Linked DNA regions of Homo sapiens: region 1 is linked to region 2. The links are chromatin contacts, found by Hi-C or POLR2A ChIA-PET in ENCODE. All regions are on one chromosome and are shown on one strand. Each heading gives the region's core, a stretch centred on a gene start or an enhancer-like site at or near the end of the contact. The rest is flanking DNA. Distances are from core to core; before and after follow the strand shown. Region 1 overlaps TBX5 (T-box transcription factor 5). Region 2 holds the start of LINC02459 (long intergenic non-protein coding RNA 2459).

Region 1 (6,800 bases), core at 2,553-5,052, 110 kb before region 2:
ATTGGGCTCTCAAAGAAGAGAAAAAAGAAAGAAACTGAGCCATAACCAAAATAAACACAGAGATTACATCCAGAGCATTTATCATGACTGACCTGAAATTTGGATCCTTGAGTTGGAATTTCTTTACAATGTGATGAGGCCTGAGAGGAATTTGAGAATGTTCAGGACCTGCTTTCATCAATAAGCCAAGATTGAGTTTTTCTTAGTGCTCTGCATTAGATCTTTGGGGTATTAAAGACTGGAATGTATAATTTTACGATTTTCCAAAATGTGTTCCGGCCGTTTTCTTATTATTCTTCCTTTTTTACTTGTAACAAATCTGGAAGGGGATCAGAAACTTGAAAATAGTTAGTTTGCCTTGTTTTTTTTTCCTCTTGCTAAGGGTGCCCTGCAGCTGTACTTTCTATTATTGAAAAGGGTAACACCCTGGTTAATTGGAAAACCCAAAGGTTATGATTCCAGCAACAATGGAAACACTCAGGTTTATGAATCTGGGGGAAGGAAGGAAGAATTGAAGGAAAGGAATCAAGGGAGGAGGTGGTGAGGACAAAAAGAAGCTGAGTATAGCAATGTCTTCAAGCCTCCAAACAAACAAACAAACAAACAAACAAACAAAAAAAACCCCGCACAGTTAAAAGGTGAAAAATGTGGCCGTTCATTCATCTGGATGTTTTCAAACATCTGCATGGTTGGCATGATGTAGATAGAACACCTGGAAGAGTGTGTTTTTCTTTTTTTTTTATTTTTGGTACAAATTTTTTTGGTATCCTATAAGTCCCATATGTGGCCCAGAAAGAGTCTAGTGGAAATAAGTTTACTTGCTGTTAAGTGGGCACAACCCTAAGAGATATGTTTTGTTTGTGGATACTTTTGGCTTATCTGTGGGTGTCACTTGGACATTGATACAAATGGAGCTGATTGGTGGAATCCAAACCCAAGCTACTCTACCTGGGTTTGGGAGCTATTTTACAAACCAGTCCAAAGCCAAAGGATTTAGTCTTGAGTCAATGGCTTACTTGTGTCTTTATATCTGAGGACCACCTCTCAGTCACAGAGTGTCAGCCTCCCTCACTTACTGCTCATGGTAGGATAGACTGGGATTGAGGACATGCACCAAAAACGGGATCATGTTCACCACTCTATCTCCAGCACCTGGCACAATACCTAGCACTTTGGAGCAGCTCAGTAATTATCTGCTGTATGATTGCATGAGTGGCACTGGGTATTAGAAATCTAGAGAGTTGGAAGCAAGGTGTGTAGGCAAAGTCAATCCAATCTGGCTTAGATTCCAGCCTCTGTTCCTTCTCAGCCATGTGACCTTGGGCAAGTCACTTCTCTGAGCTTTAGTTTCTGCCTTTATGAGACAGGCATTACAGCAGACACCTTGAGGAATTACTGTGAGATGAAGAGTAAGGTCATGTAGTAGGTACTCAATAAATAATAGCTCTGATCATTTCCTCTCGTTATTTAGTTCAGCATTCTGTTTTCATGGCCATGAGCCATCACAGTGAGTTGCATGGATGCCCCAGTGTTTCATTTTTCTTCACTTCTCCAAAGACAGACATAATTTCTTAACATTTATTGACTAGAAAGAGACAGAAAGATGAGGAAAGAGAATTTTCAGTTTGGAAGGTAAAATTTCAGATAAGTAATGAGTCTGTGTTGAGGTTTATACTTTGGTAGATATCCCCAAGTATTGCTTCCCCTGAAGGGAATACTTTGAGGGTATTATTGTGAATTATGTCTGCCATGAGCCTGACTGGTGGTGTTAGCCCTGCAACAAGAGCTGTTCATGTTGACGGAAATCAGGAGACTTTACATGCTCAATCTTAGTTCTTAGCTACCCAGTAAGGTAAGTATTACTCACTTTGATTCAGAGATGATGATGAGTCTCTGAGCGTAGATGCCCTGCTGGTATCACGCAGATATTAAGTAAAGGAGCCTGATTCAAATCCAGACATGTCTAGGCTTCTTAACCTGGGGTCTGGGTTTTAGGGAGTCTTTGAACCCCCTGAAATTGTATGCAAAGCCTTGTATGCACATGCAGTTTTCAAAACATTGTGTTTCAATGCAGTTTTCTAGGAAAGAGCCCAGCACTTTTTCTTGTTTTCAAAGGGGCCAGTGGCCCCGAAGTGGTGAAAGGAGACCCCCTTTCAGAGACAAAACTATCTCCACTTCCCTACACTAGGAAATGACTAGTACACAGGGAAGGGAAGGGACTTGCTCAGCAGGAAACAGCAACACATTAACTTGTACCAACTTAACAAATACTAACTAGGCACATGCTTACATAAGGAATCAGGAAAGAATTTGAACATTCATTCAAGCTCCCTCCCACTCATCCATGCATCCATGCATCCATGCATCCATCCATCCATCCATCCATCCATCCATCCATCCATCGTACAAATATTTATTGCATGCTTTCTCTATGTATCAAGACAGTGAAAAACAAGGGCTTTGTGGTCAGACTACTTGGATTCTAATCCTGGCTCTACTGTTTATCAGCCATGTGAAACCTTGGGCAAGTTTCTTAACCTCCGTGAGTCCTTTTTCTCTCATCTGTAAGATGAGGATAATAGTAAAACCCACCTGGTAGGGTTGTTGTGATTAAATGTGTTACTTCCTGGAGAGTGCTTAGAATCGTGCTACGCAGAGTACACACTGTATATGTTTGTTTTGACTTATTGTTGATGCTGTTGTTAATAGTAGGTGTTTACTAGGTTCTGGGAATATAGTCATGGATAAGGCAGAAAATGTCCTGCTTTTATGAAATTTACATGCTGGAGAAGAGGAAAGATAATAATAATTGCTATTTATTTATTTTTGAGATGGGGGGTCTCACTATGTTGCCCAGGCTGGTCTCAAACTCCTGGGCTCAAGTGATCCTTTTTCCTTGGCCTCCCGAGCAGCTGGAACTATAGGCGTGCACAACTGCACCTGGTTAGTTGCTATTTATTGAGTGTTTCTGGGCTCTGGACTAAGTGCTTCATGTATTTTCCCATTTAATTCTCAACACTGCCCTTTGTAGGAAGTGCTATTTCCTACCCTTTCCATCTTACAGATGAAGAAGCTGAACCCAGAAAGGTCAAACTGTTTGCATAGAACTCCATAGCCCAAGGTCTTAACCATTACAATCCAACCCCCTTTTTTTGTATTCAGAATGGCGGTTAGGGCTAACAGTCTCTCAGGACTTATTCTTCAGTACTTTGGCCAAATAACTGTCTCCACTTTTAGCTGCCTGGTGCCTGCTCCTGGCCTCACTGCTGTCTCTCCTGTCTTCACAGAGGAAGAATGTTCCACCACAGACCATCCCTATAAGAAGCCCTACATGGAGACATCACCCAGTGAAGAAGATTCCTTCTACCGCTCTAGCTATCCACAGCAGCAGGGCCTGGGTGCCTCCTACAGGACAGAGTCGGCACAGCGGCAAGCTTGCATGTATGCCAGCTCTGCGCCCCCCAGCGAGCCTGTGCCCAGCCTAGAGGACATCAGCTGCAACACGTGGCCAAGCATGCCTTCCTACAGCAGCTGCACCGTCACCACCGTGCAGCCCATGGACAGGCTACCCTACCAGCACTTCTCCGCTCACTTCACCTCGGGGCCCCTGGTCCCTCGGCTGGCTGGCATGGCCAACCATGGCTCCCCACAGCTGGGAGAGGGAATGTTCCAGCACCAGACCTCCGTGGCCCACCAGCCTGTGGTCAGGCAGTGTGGGCCTCAGACTGGCCTGCAGTCCCCTGGCACCCTTCAGCCCCCTGAGTTCCTCTACTCTCATGGCGTGCCAAGGACTCTATCCCCTCATCAGTACCACTCTGTGCACGGAGTTGGCATGGTGCCAGAGTGGAGCGACAATAGCTAAAGTGAGGCCTGCTTCACAACAGACATTTCCTAGAGAAAGAGAGAGAGAGAGGAGAAAGAGAGAGAAGGAGAGAGACAGTAGCCAAGAGAACCCCACGGACAAGATTTTTCATTTCACCCAATGTTCACATCTGCACTCAAGGTCGCTGGATGCTGATCTAATCAGTAGCTTGAAACCACAATTTTAAAAATGTGACTTTCTTGTTTTGTCTCAAAACTTAAAAAAACAAACACAAAAAGATGAGTCCCACCCCCCACTACCACCACACCCATCAACCAGCCACATTCACGCTACTCCCCAGATCTCTTCCCCCATTCCTTCTTTTGGGCTCTAGAAAGTCTTGCCTCATTGAGTGTTTTTCCCTAGTGCGTAGTTGGAGTCTGTCCCTGTCTTGGTGTTAATGTTGACATTGTTATATAATAAATGATAATATATTTTTTTCTTTCAATTTTCTTAATGGGACCCAGTCCCTTATTTGGGGGGAGGTCTGAGGCAAGTATATTTCAAAATATGTACTTGCGGGATTCCCTTCAAGTAAACCATCCCTGAAACCTAAATTCACGTTTCCCCTTGACTAAGAAAAGCACCTACCTCTGCCATGTGATGTTTCTGAAAAGCCTCTGTATGTCCCCATTTGCTTTGGTTTTGTCCTGCCTTCTCCAATATCACGTGCTCAGTTTTGCCTCTACTTACCCATGGAGTCAGGATAACACTGACGCTCCCTGGCATCCTATCTTATTCAGCCCTACCATCTTGCCAGCTCTGTCTTTCCAGCTGTCTGTCGCTAAAACGTGGCCTATAGCTTCCCTTCCGGAAAGCTTGCTTTGAAAAACTTAAAAAGCCCCCGTTTACATGTAGGCAGGACTGTGATAACAGTGCAAGCTCTGTGTTGACAAGAGTTGTGGACAAAAAGCCAAAATAAATATTCTTCCTGATTAAAAAAATTTTTTTTGAAAAAAACAAGGCCAGCCCCAACCTTCCAAACCTCCATCACCAACAACCCAAACTGGATGTCAAGCAAAATGCACAATTCCTACAGAAGAGGCAAGACACAGTCACCAATGATATCTCGCCAAAGAAACCACGCCCACACCAATGCCAACACAAAACTGTGTTTACTGAAAGCCGAAAACAGTATTAAAAAAAGTGTGTAAGTAAAGTGTTATGGTAGGGTTCTTCAGATGTAATATTTTACTGGTACTATTTATTTATAAATAGGAATTCTAATTAAGTAATAACATGAAATGAAACCCAGCATAGGAGCTGGCCAAGAGCTTTTAATTTTATTGATACTCAAAACCAAGTTTGTGTTTTTTTGTTTTTTTTTGTTTTTTTCCTCTTTCGAATGTGCTTTGCTTTTTTTGATTAAAAAGAATTTTTTTTTTCCTTTTTTATAAACAGACCCTAATAAAGAGAACAGGGTAAGATGTGAGGCTGAGTGTGTTTAAGTACGTGAGAGAGTGTGAGTGTGTTTGTAAGTGAGTGTCCCTATGCGATTATGTCTCTTTACGTTGCTAAGGGGGGAGGGTGAGGATTAAGTACTCGTGCCTTATATTTGTGTGCCAATTAATGCCTAATAAATACCATGTGCTTAAACAAGTACAAGGAAGTTGAACACCCATTTTTTTTTTTTCCTGTTCTTTCTACCGACTGAATAGAGGGGATAGGAATTGGAGGAAACAGGAAGAGGTTGTCTTGCATGTGAATTTCTCACCTCACGTGATTTCTCATGCCCATCGCAGGAGAATTTGGGATCCATTGTCCTTGAGTGTGATGAAGCTGAATATATGATCCACTGGTTTATATCCTTGGAATGAGGTTACTTGTTTTAATGGAATTTGTGTAGGCACTGGAGAAGAAAAGTCTTTAGGAATTCCAACCTATTTAAAATGGTATCGGTCATATTATATGTAACACCTAATGTTTGGGTTTTTCAAGAATCTCTTTCTCTGAATTAATTGTTGGAGCCAGGCGTTTTGGGGGTTCTACTGCAAATAACTTTATGAACCATCAGTGAATCAGATATTGATTTTAAATCCATGGATCTAGGATTTGTGAACTTGAGCTCTAAAACACATATGGGACAGAAGAGAGCAGCAAATTGGTGAGTACATTTGTGCAGCAGATTTGTTCTGTTTTTGTAATTTTGATGCCCGCATCCCTCAAATTATCAAGAGCTATCAAATATGCCACATCCCCTTGAAAAAGAAACAATTGGCTTGTTGATTACAAGTTATTCATTTAATCAGGTCCCCTGGGACCTTTCCCAGGCAAAGAAGCCCTGAGAAGTGTGAATTAATTATAAAGAAATGACAATTCAGCTTCTTTCAAGTGCAATGGAGAAACTAGGTCAATGGCTTTCCTGTTCCCCCAAAGGACTGCATTAGTAAAGTTTCACTGAACAGGTTCTGACTGTGCTCCAAATAGATATTTATTCTGATGGGTTCAGTTTAAAAAAAAAAAAAGTTGCCTTTGAAGACATTGCCTTTGAAACTAATTTTATCAACTCTATACAACAGTCAGTCTTATGCTTTCAGAGGAACATCATCCAAATTAGGAATCTGCATCCCCACCCCACCACTCAAACAGTTGCCACCATTGGAAAATCATTAAAAATATGTTCACAGCAAGTTTCACAAATCAGACAAGGGACACTGTCATTTCATAACCAATACAGGTTAACCTCTTTGGGTTCTAAATGATTGTTATAGTGGATCTTTTCACTGAATCAGTAGGATTAAGGATGCAATGTCCAAGAGTTAATGTAGTTTCATCATGGTGTTGATAAAACCATGGCAAGGCACACAATGCACATTGTTACAGTCCTATAATGTATTTGGTGGGTGCTTGCTTTAGACTGGACATGTGGTAAGTACCGGCGACACAGCAGTGAACAAAAAGAGAGGGGCTGTGTCCTTTGGAACTTATGATTTAGTGA
Region 2 (7,050 bases), core at 2,065-4,564:
GGATAGAGATAAATGCTAATCTCTAGTGTAAACAGTTCTCAGGGCTGGACACTCTCTGGACATGCCACAATCCCCCACTGGGAAGGAGATGAGATAGCTCGGGAGGCCAAAGCTGGATTGGGGTAAAGGAAAGGGAGATTGGGAGAGACGGGAAGAAACAGGGGCCAAGGAACCCATCATTTATGTGTCTGACAGCCATGGGAGCAGCCCGACTGGAGACAGAGGGAATCCTCGAACAGGACCGGGGTAGAGGAGAAAAGCCGGTCATGGTGAGGCATAAAGGGCAGCAGAGACCCTACCCTCATATATCACAGGGAGGCCCGGTCAAGGTACTGTTCAAGGGTGATGTGCAACCCATAAACCGATTAGTAATTTGAGCCAATGACCTTGAGTGTGACCTTAGCAAGTTACTTTCCTTCTATGGCCCTTCGTTTTCCCATCTGTCAGATTGGGGTTGTATTCCCTGCTTTACCTATGAGAGTAGAGACAATGCTCTTAAATTCCATGCTTCTAGGTGAAATCAGGTGAAAATAAAGAGCAGGATATTTCTTGAAAGACAGAAGAATTTCTCAAGGACAGGCAGAAAGGGGACAGGGTGGAAGAGGAAAAGGGAAGTTGTAGGCAAAACAGCACATTATTAAGTATGTCGAGGCTCATGCAGGCCTGGGGTTGAATCTCAGCTCCTTCATTTGCTAGCTGGGGGACCTTGGGCAAGTCACTTACCCTCTTGATTCTCTATTCTACATTGTTATAGGAGTATAAAGATGATAGCTGCCTCATAGAGTTATGAGAATGAAATGAGACCATTCATATAAACTGGTTAGCTCTGTGCTTGCCGCTTAGTAAATTCTTAGTAAGCATTGGGTATTGTCTCTACCCTAGGTATGGTGGCAGTACCTGGGCACCATGGTTAATGGCATTTTCCAATGGTGCCTGCAATAATATTTCTCATTCATCATTCTCTTCTGTAATGTTACCTTGTCACTTCCCCACCAAGAGGTGGAGCCTAATTCCTTTCCCTTGAATCTGGGCTGGTCTTAGCAACTCATGTATAACCAATGAAATGCAGCAGAAGTGACATAGTATAATTTCTGAGGCTGAATCAGAAAAGCTTCTGCAGCTTCCTCCCCATTCTCTTGGAACACATCTTCTCTAGATGTTCCCTGTTGGGATATCTGGAGCGCAGCTGCCATGTTGTGAGAAGCCCAAGCTACAAGAAGAGCCCACATGTAGGTTTCAGTTGAGCCTAGCATTCCAGGTATCCCAGCCCAGGCACCAAAGAGATGGTTAAGAGGTGGGTGGATTACCTGAGGTCAGTAGTTCAAGACCAGCTTGATCAACATGTAGGTTTCAGTTGAGCCTAGCATTCCAGGTATGCCAGCCCAGGCACCAAAGAGATGGTTAAGAGGTGGGTGGATTACCTGAGGTCAGTAGTTCAAGACCGGCTTGACCAACATGGTGAAACCCTGTCTTTACTGAAAATACAAAAATTAGCTGGGCATGGTGGTGGGTGCCTGTAATCCCAGCTACTTGGGAGGCTGAGGCAGGAGAATTGCTTGAACCCAGGAGGCAGAGGTTGCAGTGAGCCTAGATCGTGCCATTGCACTCCAGCCTGGGTGACAGAGCAAGACTCCGAAAAAAAAAAAAAAAAAAAAAAAGAAGCTTCCAGATGCTCCCAGCTCCCACTGTTCAAGTCACTGCTAGCCATGTGTCTTCCAAGCTGAAGTTCCAGATACTGTGGACTAGAGACAATTCATTACCCACCACGCCTTGTCTGACTTCCTGACCCATGGAATCTGCGAGCTTAATAAAATAATTGTTGTTTTACACCATTAATTTTGGGACCATTTGTTACATGGCAGCAGATAACTGGAAGGTGAACCATGAGCTGATAAGGTTCAGGCCCCTTATCGTACAAACTTGTCTAAGACCTCTTATCCCTGTTGTTGCCTTGTTCAGTTCTAGGAGCATAAATAGCCCCTATGCCCACCCCAAAGTATGTTGGGGATACCAGGGCTTGCCACCCCACTGGTCATATTCTAGGGGTCCTACCAAGAGGCTGGGCGTTTTCAGAATTTGCCTGGCAGGATAATATCTCTTTTTATTCCCTTCTTAGTCATGTTAGACCAGAGTCCTTAGACATGTTTATGGTGTAGCAGTGATACTGAAGGCAAGAAATACCACAAATGATACAAACTACAAAGCTGGGTGGATAATATGACATTAGAATAACAGATCCCAAAGGGCACCATCTCAGAAGGAAGTTTCATATAATAGGAACAAAAATAGGCTACTGTAACTGACAAGTGATAGTAATAATAATGGCAATAATAATTGTAGTAGTCAGAATTTTCCCTCGCAAGTGACAGAAAACCTAACAGGAGCTTAAGCCCCAAAGGCAGTTGCTTGGCTAAATGCAATAGGTTTAGTAATGGCTTGATCCAGGGACTGGGTCTTTTTTTCACTTTCTTTCAGGAGTGGGTGTTATTTTCTTTCTGCCTACATTTAGTCTACCTCAGTCCTGCTTTTCGCAAAGTAGTGGCTGCTCGCAAATCCAGGCTTACATTCTCATCTCCAATAAGAGAGCATGCTTCTCCATCAAAAAAGCCAGTGAAAGTCTATGACACATCTGTCTTATTGGTTCTAATGTGGCCACATGACATCTGTGACTCCCTAAGGCAGGGAGGAGCTGTGATTGGTCACCCTGAGTCACATGCCCATTGTAGCTGGGGGTGGAGTCACAGCACTTAAACTAACCTAAGGCAGGAAGGAGCTGTGATTGCCCATCCTGAGTCGCACGCCCATTGTAGCTGGGGGTGGACTCATGGCACCTAAACCACCCTAAGCCAGGAAGGAGCTGTGATTGGCCATCCTGAGTCACATGTCCATAGTAGCTGGGGGTGGAGTCACAGCACCTAAACTAACCTAAGTCAGGAAGCATCTGTGATTGGCCATCCTGAGTCACATGCCCATTGTAGCTGGGAGTGGAGTCACGGCACCTAAACCAACGTAAGGCAGGAAGGAGCTGTGATTGGCCACCCTGAGCCACATGCCCATTAGTAGCTGGGGGTGGAGTCACAGCACCTAAACCACACCCTAAGGCAGGAAGGAGGTGTGATTGGCCATCCTGAGTTACATGCCCGTTGTAGCTTGGGGTGGAGTCACAGCACCTAAAGCGCATGGACTGGAAGTAGAGGGAAGGGCAGTTTCCCAGAGGAAAACCAGAGTGATATCATTAGAAAAAAGAGTTCCTGCTGAGAGGCAAAGATTTACACATGCAGACCCCAGCCACTATTTACTGAGGGCTAGATTGTACCAGGCACTTTACCTGTGCTGTGATCATGTAATCCTGTCAAGTAAGTATTATCCCTATCTTGCAGATGAAGAAACTGACACTCAAAGAGTGTCTTGCTTAAGGTCCCACGGTGACAGAACTGAGATCAGAACATGGTCACCTGACTGCAAAATTCGTGCCTTTGCCCCTCTATGCCCCAAAGTCCTCCATCTCTTTTTTATACCAGAAAAAAATACACAAAAAACCCCAAAACACGTGTGATGAATGACATTCTCACATACAACCTGTCCTGTGGGGTTAAACTCAATTCCTCTTGTGAGACCTCTATTCGACCCTTCTCTCTCCCACTCCAGTAAGCATTCTAGAATTCAAGATAATAGAAATGAGGTCATTAGAAGACCAGCCTTAAGATCTTTAATTTTTATTATAAAAAATTTCAAACATAAACAAAGTAAACAGAATAGTGTAGTGTATTCCTCTCCCTGTACCTTCTGCCAGCTTCAGCAATTACCAGCATCTGTATTGTCATATCTATTCCTTCCCATACTCCTCACCTTTCACCCGATAATGACATTGATGATGGTTTTCATAGATATGTGTGGTTTTAAAATTTTACTTGAATTTTTTTTTTTTTTTTTGAAGTACAAGGAGTTACCTTTTGTGGGGAAGTTAAGTTCCAAAATCAGTGAGAAAGGCAAAAACCATACATGCACAAAATACTCCTTTAAGCACCATTGTCCCTTGAGTATAGCAACAGTTTGGTATTCGTTCATTTGAAGGGGCCGGATGAAATGGCTGCCTGACATTTGGGGGCATTCTGTACAAAACACTATCATCTTAATCTCTAGGCTCAATCTTAGCACACAGGGACCAGAGAGAGCCAGGAGATCCTGTTCCCATCTGGTATCTCATACCAACTTTGGGGTACGTGCTCATTAAATGAAATGATAGGCAGATCAACACCCTTGCTATTTAAATTATCTTCTTCTCCCAGCTCTGTTTCCTAACAGTACAAATATAAATGGACGATACCATTTCACCCTCAAAGTCTTTCAAATTATGGTATGTGTTTGAATTCCCCTCCAATGCTGATAGCTTGTGACATGTGCTGTGTGCTTGGACCAAATCCACATTATGCAGTAAGCGCCCCATATGCATTTCAGCTGTGACAACTCTGGTGAGAGGTCAGCTCAGAGGGAGCAGGTTGCAGCTGCCTACACCCCGAAGCCTGCGGCATCCGGGGCTCTCCTGCCTTGTGCCCTCTGGATCGTACTCACCTGTGGCCGTGGACCTTGGGCCTGGGAGGATAGCGGTGAGCCCACCTCCCACGGCTCGCCTTCTGGGGCCGGCTGACTTGCTGGGCCATTAACCAGCAAAGCCGCAGCAGCAATAAAATTAATTTCCTTCCTAATATATACAAGACTTTCTGCAGGAGAATTATGGACCGATTTGATCAAAGTGTGTAAGTGGTGTGCTTATGCTATCAGTTTCAACCCCTTAATGCCCTCCTGTCAAAACAAAATCCTCAAGAAAGGCTTTGAGGGGAATCACATGGGCATAATGGCTTTCCAAAAGAGAGCCCTAAGTACTTGGTAACATATACAGAGCCGACTATTAGATCGGCTGGTGTAATTGTCCTTATATTTTAATGTAAACACGCTTATATTAGCCGGGCACTTCATCCCTCCACAGACATGGAGGTGCAGGATGAGCGGGGGAAGGGAAGATGGCTTTAGTGGGAACACCAGCCAGGGGAGGAGGATGTCAAGGCGGAGACATGGAGAGGAGGTCAGGGGGCGTGAAGGGGAGGGGGATTCTGAGGAGGCAGGCACAGGCAGATGGAAGAGTCCTATCTGGCTTTTATTAATAACACGAATGCCTGGCTCCTGGGTGGCACTTTGAACTTCTGTTTTCCCCAGAGAGTTTTCCCATCCAGGTTTTGCTTTGCCCTTGAGGCAACCTCTGCAAGATGGACTGGGAAGGAGAAGGACTCATTTCATGGATGGGTAAACTGAGGTTCAGAGAAGGCTTTTATGTCCCAGCAGGAAATAAATGCACAGTCAAAATGGGTGAGAGAGGGTGGAATGAAGGGGTCATTACAACGCTGTGGGACTGGGTTTAGGGAATTGACAGGGATGGCAGAGAACCCCGAGGCTAGCAAGGGGGAAAATTACTACCACTTTGAGACCTAAGGGACAGGGTTTCATAGAAGGTCCAGAACCTGGTAAGGATGAGAGTTTAAGAGAGGACTCCCTGGAAGAAGCTGCAGCCTTTCATAGAGAAAAGCAGCCACTGCTAAGTCCATGTAGGGCCGGCATGGAGGGAGCCAGGGAATAAGTACCTTGATCTCTCTTTTCCCTCCCGCCCTGCTCTCCTAATTTCCCACAGGCAAAACCCAGCAGGAAGATAGAAGACAATAGAGCCGTGATTTTGACCCAGCCTCCCAGGACACAGATGGGGTGAAGAAATCAAAGGGGCAAACAGAATTTGCAGCCCAAGTTTCGAAGGGGCAGTTGGGAGACATCTTTAGGCTTTCTGCAACCAAGCCACCGTCTTCCACACAGCAAGAGACAGTTACTCAGTGGAGGAATAAGCCTTCAGTTGCATACCGCTCTGTGCATTGGATGGGAGGATTTTGAAACTTTTGGAAGCTCCATACTGTGGCTTTATTCCATGAATCCACCAGCGCTGTGCACCAAAGTTTCTCTGTGGAGGGAGAACATATTTTTGCAGAGCAAGTACAGATAAGAGGTTGGGTGCCTGAAGCCTGGATAATAATAGAATGACAGCTGATGATTCATCAGTGCTCTTCAGAGCCAGCTGATAATACGTTGCCAGCCTTTCCCCTTTGCTCAGACAGAACAGCCACCCTCACCCACGGGGATTCCTGCCCAGAAGGAATTTCCACAGCCCTGTACCAAGCATGCTTAAAGTGGCTGCCATTTATGTGGGGTTTCCATGTGCCAAGGGGCACGCCAATGGTCCTTTACATCAACTCACTTAATCTTTATATCCTCATGACCGCCCCAGGAGATACATAATAACATCTACATTTTATAGGCAGAGACAGAAGCTTGGCTCAGCATAACAGAGAGGGAGTGTGGAGCAGTGGTCAGGATCACAGCCAGTAAATCCAGATGACCTGGGTTCAAGTCCCAGTCCTGCCACTTCCCAGCTGTGGGCTTTTGCACAAGTCACATGGTCTTCCTGTGTCTCAGCCCCCACCCCCCCATCTGTAAACAAAACAACACTGTAAAATAACAGTGTCTACCTCATGGGGATCTTGCAAAGATCAAATAAAGAGCTTTGAAGAACATCTGACTTATAGTAAGCTCTGTGTGAGCATTAGCTCAGAGATAGTTCTCATGTTAAACTAAATAAGTTGCCCAAAGTCACATAGACAGAAATTAGCAGTGCTGATTGTGCAAACCTGCATCCTGAAGTGAGGCCTTGGAACCAGGGTTGTCCTGGAGCTGGTTTTACCAGCTTGCAAGAGCCAACTGTTAAATTCTCAGGACTTCTGTGAACCAGTTGTTAAACACAGACATTATTAAAAATTAAATTATATCAAGTTTACAGTTAAATAAATTATGTTAAAGACAAAGGTAATACATACTCTAAATGTATCACTCCTAACGTATCACTCGTTTTTGAGGTCATTTACACCTGCTGTATCTGTGTGGTGGAAGTCCTATATAATGAGATGCTACATACCATCTATTCCTAACTGTCGCATGACGTCAGCCATGCTGGGA

Evidence for each region. Hi-C counts contacts between places; a loop is a spot of excess contacts on that map. ChIA-PET counts read pairs that join two places held with the same protein, here RNA polymerase II (POLR2A). Pooled maps may share reads with other maps.
Region 1: a loop to region 2 is called in a map of heart left ventricle, with 2.3 times the contacts of the local background. The contact joins the enhancer-like site here to the promoter of LINC02459 in region 2. A Hi-C loop is called at or near these places in 3 of 168 maps with a recorded cell type or tissue (Right ventricle myocardium inferior, heart left ventricle and right cardiac atrium) and 1 of 50 pooled maps. POLR2A ChIA-PET finds 5 or more read pairs at or near these places in 2 of 52 experiments (BJ and Panc1).

What each region holds. Positions count from the first base shown.
Region 1 is chr12:114,352,594-114,359,393 of GRCh38, reverse strand. TBX5 (T-box transcription factor 5) reads left to right here. Exons shown (of 9, transcript NM_181486.4): 9 at 3,288-5,483. The coding sequence ends at 3,862. Among named protein-coding and RNA genes, the nearest start is that of TBX5, 50 kb to the left of the region's middle. Within about 2 kb of position 3,802, at least 3 of the 41 ENCODE cell types and tissues checked have a DNase peak (open chromatin) inside an H3K27ac peak, as active enhancers do; they include heart left ventricle, where a contact is called at or near this core.
Region 2 is chr12:114,238,034-114,245,083 of GRCh38, reverse strand. It overlaps LINC02459 (long intergenic non-protein coding RNA 2459), which reads left to right and starts at 3,314. Exons shown (of 2, transcript NR_146536.1): 1 at 3,314-3,356; 2 at 5,684-6,113. RefSeq lists an enhancer at 2,786-3,080 and a silencer at 6,171-6,381.